2 separate regions of the Homo sapiens genome follow, and region 2 is linked to region 1. A link is a loop called in an ENCODE intact Hi-C map of the cell type or tissue named here. Cell type or tissue: A673. All regions are shown on one strand.

Region 1 (2,500 bases):
GTTGCATGTATCAATAGTTTGTTTCTTTTTTATTGCTTAATAATATTCTGGTTTATAAATGTATTAGAGTCTGTTTATTCATTTACCTGCTAAAGGACATTTGGGCTGTTCTCATTTTTTGGCAATTGTGAATAATGGTATAAACATTTGTGTAAATGTTCTTGAGTGAAGGTAAGTACTGGGAGTAGGATTGTTTGGTCCTTTGGTAAGCATATGTTTTATCTTTGTAAGAAATTCCAAACTGCTTTCCAAACTGGCTGTACCATTTTGCGTTCCCACCAGCAACATATGAGAATTCCAGTAGTTCTTCATCTTCAGCAGTACTTGGTATTGTGTGTGTGTGTGTGTGTGTGTGTGTGTGTATGTAAATGTAGTATATGTAGGGCCAGGAATGGTGGCTCACACCTGTAATCCCAGCACTTTGAGAGGTGGAGGTGGGACAATTGCTTGAGGCCAGGAGTTTGCGACCTGCCTGGGCAACATAGCAAGACCCCTGTCTGTACCAAAATTAAAAAATAGCCGGGTGTGGTTGCATGTGCCTCTAGTCCTAGCTACTAGTAGGCAGAAATAAGAGGACTGCTTTAGCCCAGGAGTTTGAGGCTTCAGTGAGCTATGATTGTGCCACTTTACCTAGCCTGGGTGACACAGCAAGTCACTGTCTTTAAGAAAAATAAAAATTAAAAAAAGTAGTATATATATTTAAATTTTAGTCATTCTAATAGATGTGTAGTAGTATCCCATTATGGTTTTAGGTTTGTCTGGTTTTGGCTAATTTTTAGAATTTTAGAATTTAATGCACATTTTCTGAGATTTCAAAAATAGTATTATAAAAACAGTGTTTGATAATACACACAGTTATTAATGCCTTTGTAGGCATTCATTCTGTTCTTCCTCATTGTAGAGCTACTGATCCTTTTACAGCTTCTATTTTAAAATAATCCAGTTTACCAGTATTAGGATTCATTGATCTACAAAGGCCTTCAGGACACACCTGGCCTAGGCCCCTGCCTACTACATGGATTTTGAGAAAAAGAGAAGAAGCTATTCGTTTTTTGTTTGTTTTTTGAGATGGAGTCTCGCTCTGTCACCCAGGCTGGAGTGCAGTGGCGCAATCTCGGCTCACTGCAACCTCCACCTCCCGAGTTCAAGCAGTTCTCCTGCCTCAGCCTCCCGAGTAGCTGGGACTACAGGCATGCGCCACCACGCCTGGCTAATTTTTTGTATTTTTAGTAGAGACGGGGTTTCACCATGTTGGCCAGGCTGGTCTTGATCTCCTGACCTTGTGATCCACCCGCCTTGGCCTCCCAAAGTGCTGGGATTATAGGTGTGAGCCACCGCGCCCGGCCACTATTCCTATTTTTAAATATGATTAAGGGATTATCTGGAAGAGTTGCATGCATTGCTCACAGTTCACTGGGGAAAAAGACAAAGCTTTGGCATTCCCAGTGTTTAGCATGGTGGCTGGTGTGAAATTAGTTTTACACAGGCAGCACCGGGACACAACAGAGCAAAATTATTTTTCTTGGATTCGGGTGTTTGTCAAACATTGCCGTCTACTGGCTGGCTGCTGCAATTACTTCTAAGACATGCCAAAAAACCAGTTTGTTGCCTGTTCTCAAAATTTGCTGTCTCCACCTCTAACAATCCATATTAAATAGATTAATAATCCTTCTTTTAAAGCATAACTTTATTGATTCCTCTATATCCCTAAATATGTGTGTCAGGAACATTGATGCAGAGAGGATATTTTGATTTCATTTAAAACAAGCCTGAAATTTGCCCTGGTAAATAATGAACAGTCTCATTCCATGCAAGTTTGTGGCTTTCAGTTGAGATAAATAGGAAGACCTCAGTCTCACTTATGGCCATGTCTTCTTAATTTTGGACAATTTGGTTTATAAAGGCAGAAGAGTCATTGTATTCAGAGATAACAGAAAAATTGCAAAAAAAAATTGCTGACTTTTCCATGACAAAAATTTGCAGAAAAATAACTTTAAAACTATGTGAAATAATAGAAAGTCTACAGATTGGCCACTAATCTCAGTTTGGTCTTTTGCTAATAGGGGCTTTCCTCACTTTTACGAAGAAGAAGCAGAAGCTTCCAATTCAGGATCCAGACATTTTGGCATTTTTTTCCTAACAATTTAACTGGAAACCTTGGTGCCTGTGGCCTTTGGCACCCGCAGAACTATGTTGTGAAGTATTAGCTCAGCATGCCCAATAGTTTAGCCACACGCTACGGAAATAGCTGCGGTGACCAAAATGTAAACCCACCTCTAATTACTGAAGAATTAGAAATGAACACAGTCTTCATGACATTCTCTAAGACTACAGTGTTTTAGGCATACATACCCGAATGTTGAACTTCTCTGCGACCAAAAGACATTTAATTTATGTTCAATCAAACCTAGTTAATTACAAACACAACTTTAAGGTAGTTAAAGAAACCCTCAGTTGAAAAAGATGTAGCTGATGCGCTGGAGTTTTTTTTTTTTTTCCT
Region 2 (2,500 bases), 97 kb before region 1:
CTCTCTTCTTTTCTCTCTTTTCTTTCTTTTTTTTTTCAAACTTACTGGTTCTTTGAAATCTTAGCTGTTTGGTTTTGAAGTAAAAGTACATTAGAATACTTTTGTGTACTAAATTTCTGTTGGTTAAGTACAATATACTTGATATCATCTTTGAAAACATGTCAAGTAAATTAATATTATGTATCTTTATCATACATATTTTTGATGCTTTTTAGCTGTATAAGCATAATAATAAAAACTGCACTTATTTGTTTTAAGTGACATGCCTAGTTACATAATTAGAAATGACAGCTATTGACCTGTTTTAAGATTTAATCTGCATTTTGTTGCATTATGCTTTTTGTATGTTAATTCAGCCCCTACTCTGGGCAGCAACATACTTTTTAAATAAACTGCTTTGGAGTTTGCATTTTACCTAAAAATCTATACATTTATTTACCTTTATAATGAATAGACGAACACTTCTGTTTCATTTTACTTGTAAAGACAACATAATCTGCAATAGCTTAGAGATCTATTTTCTTGGCATTTAGGAAAAATAGTGGTAAAATACTTATCATTTCAAAGTCCAGATGTTTTTAAAATATTGAAATAATAGACCCAACAGGATAGATAGCATACTTTCAAAATCCTACACATTTATCCCCAATACTACTAACTGCAAGCACACCTAAGTGGTTTTCAGATAAACACAATCATGCTCAGAGACCCAGGGATGCAAACAGGCAAAACAAGTTACTTGTACAAATGTATCAAAGGCCTACCTGGTCTCTGTCCGCTGATAAGGAGAAGACTCATAATAAAAATAAAAAATGCAAAAAGGAATTGCTGAAATCTCATTTTCCTACCGCACAAAAGTAGAGCAATGACTCTCAATGTAAACCAAACGATCTGTAAATAGTCTGTGCAATATCTGTGTGGCTGTCTTCACATTCTAGTGACAAACCTCAGAGAACTGCCAGCTGTGTTTTGCAGGAAGGTTAATGATCACATTAGACAAAGTTGCCGGTGCTCTGTGCTGTGGTCAGAGCCTCCCTCAGCCTCAAACCCCTCCTCCACTCCTCTTCTCCTTTCTCCTCGGCCACTCCCCTTTATTTCCATAAGCAAATATTGGTGAAATAAACCATTCAAGCATGCTATAACTTTAGTGGAAGTGTACTCCAAAAGCTCCAAGAAGAGAATGACTTAAATTCAATCTGGATATGAAGAAATACGTAAAACAAGACGTGACACTGCCTCCTCCCCTTACCATTTGCATCTGTTTAAACTTTGCCCATATTGGTCCCACATGCAGAAACCAGTGGAAATGACAGGAAGTCTCTCTTTTGTCTTTTTCAGAAGGAATTCTGAAGCTCTAACATAAGAGTCCCAAATGCTTTGTGGCAGAACATGTGCTGAAATGCTTTATCTTTACCAAACTTACTGCAAAGTAGTGCCTGTTTACACGAACTCTCCAAATTGCCTAATTCACTGGGTTTGTAACAGTAAAGATTTTTGGAATTTAGAATGTTTTGAAATAAATCTGCAAAACATATACATTTATATTAATATTTTGTAAAGTGCAGTTTTAAAAGTAACAGATTATTTTCATCTGCAAATGTCCAGGATTTTAAAAAAGGAAGTTCAGGCAAGCCACAAACTCATGAAATCTGTGTTCGGTTAAAAATTTATATGTGGTGGAATACCAGGCTAACATACCACAGTCACAGAAATTGGAGATGGAGAAAACAAGTCTTAGTTCATCTCCCAGTGAATTCAGAAAACACAAAAACAGTCTAGCCTTGTCTTTTACACACATGCACCAAGATCTCTTTTTGTTTCAAGTGCTCCCTTATATATCAGATACAGCTGTTATAAATGGAAATGACTATACTTATTATGTAAGTATAATAAATTCCATTTATAACATCCATATCGAACATATTTTAGGTAAAATGCAAAATGCCAAAAGAATAGTATAGGTATGCCTTGAAACACAAGTACAGCCAAAGTACTAGCTCTAAAGCATGTGTAATTTGTTTTGAACCATTAGGAATTTTGTTGTATTTGGCTTCTTTAGACTCAGGTAGTTGGTACATAACCTTGGGGCTTCCTGAGGTTTGAATTTAATGCACAATTTGTCTTGATTTTATAAGTCAATCTGTAAATTTCCCTGCCTGTCTAGTTAGGCATGAAGTTTATAATAGGCGATGGCATACAAAAATTCTTAAATTCACTTTATTGAAGTCTTGAGAATATATTGACCTGTTTGGGGACTGCAAGCATAGTGTTAAAGGGTCCTACTTTACCATGCTGTCCATTGCTTCATAAAATCAATGGAATACAATAGAGTTTGAACTCATGATATACAAGTGACTTAAGAATGGCAAAGAGTTTATTCAGATTTTTAAATCCCTCCCCATTTCCCGCCCCAGTCTTCTTAGTACAGCATTCAGGAAAACAGCATGCTAACAAAGTTGAATGTTAAATCAATAAGAGATCAATATAGATTTTGGCACTA

Evidence for each region. Hi-C counts contacts between places; a loop is a spot of excess contacts. Peaks named below come from ENCODE experiments on the same cell type or tissue, not always from the same donor. Only the 100,000 strongest peaks of a DNase experiment are listed, where the experiment ranks them.
Region 2: it touches region 1 in a loop (2.5-fold over the local background); 5 of 110 quality-filtered maps call a loop at or near these places.

The regions. Positions count from the first base shown.
Region 1 is chr4:164,778,992-164,781,491 of GRCh38, reverse strand. All of the region lies in intron 2 of SMIM31 (small integral membrane protein 31), which reads right to left. Among named protein-coding and RNA genes, the nearest start is that of SMIM31, 26 kb to the right of the region's middle. In A673, a CTCF peak has its summit at 1,553 (motif pointing left); a DNase peak (open chromatin) is centred at 1,511.
Region 2 is chr4:164,875,672-164,878,171 of GRCh38, reverse strand. APELA (apelin receptor early endogenous ligand) reads right to left here and starts at 994. Exons shown (of 3, transcript NM_001297550.2): 1 at 765-994. The coding sequence starts at 840. In A673, no CTCF peak of the experiment used is centred here; a DNase peak (open chromatin) is centred at 1,141; H3K4me3 peaks cover 1,504 bases; H3K27ac peaks cover 2,183 bases.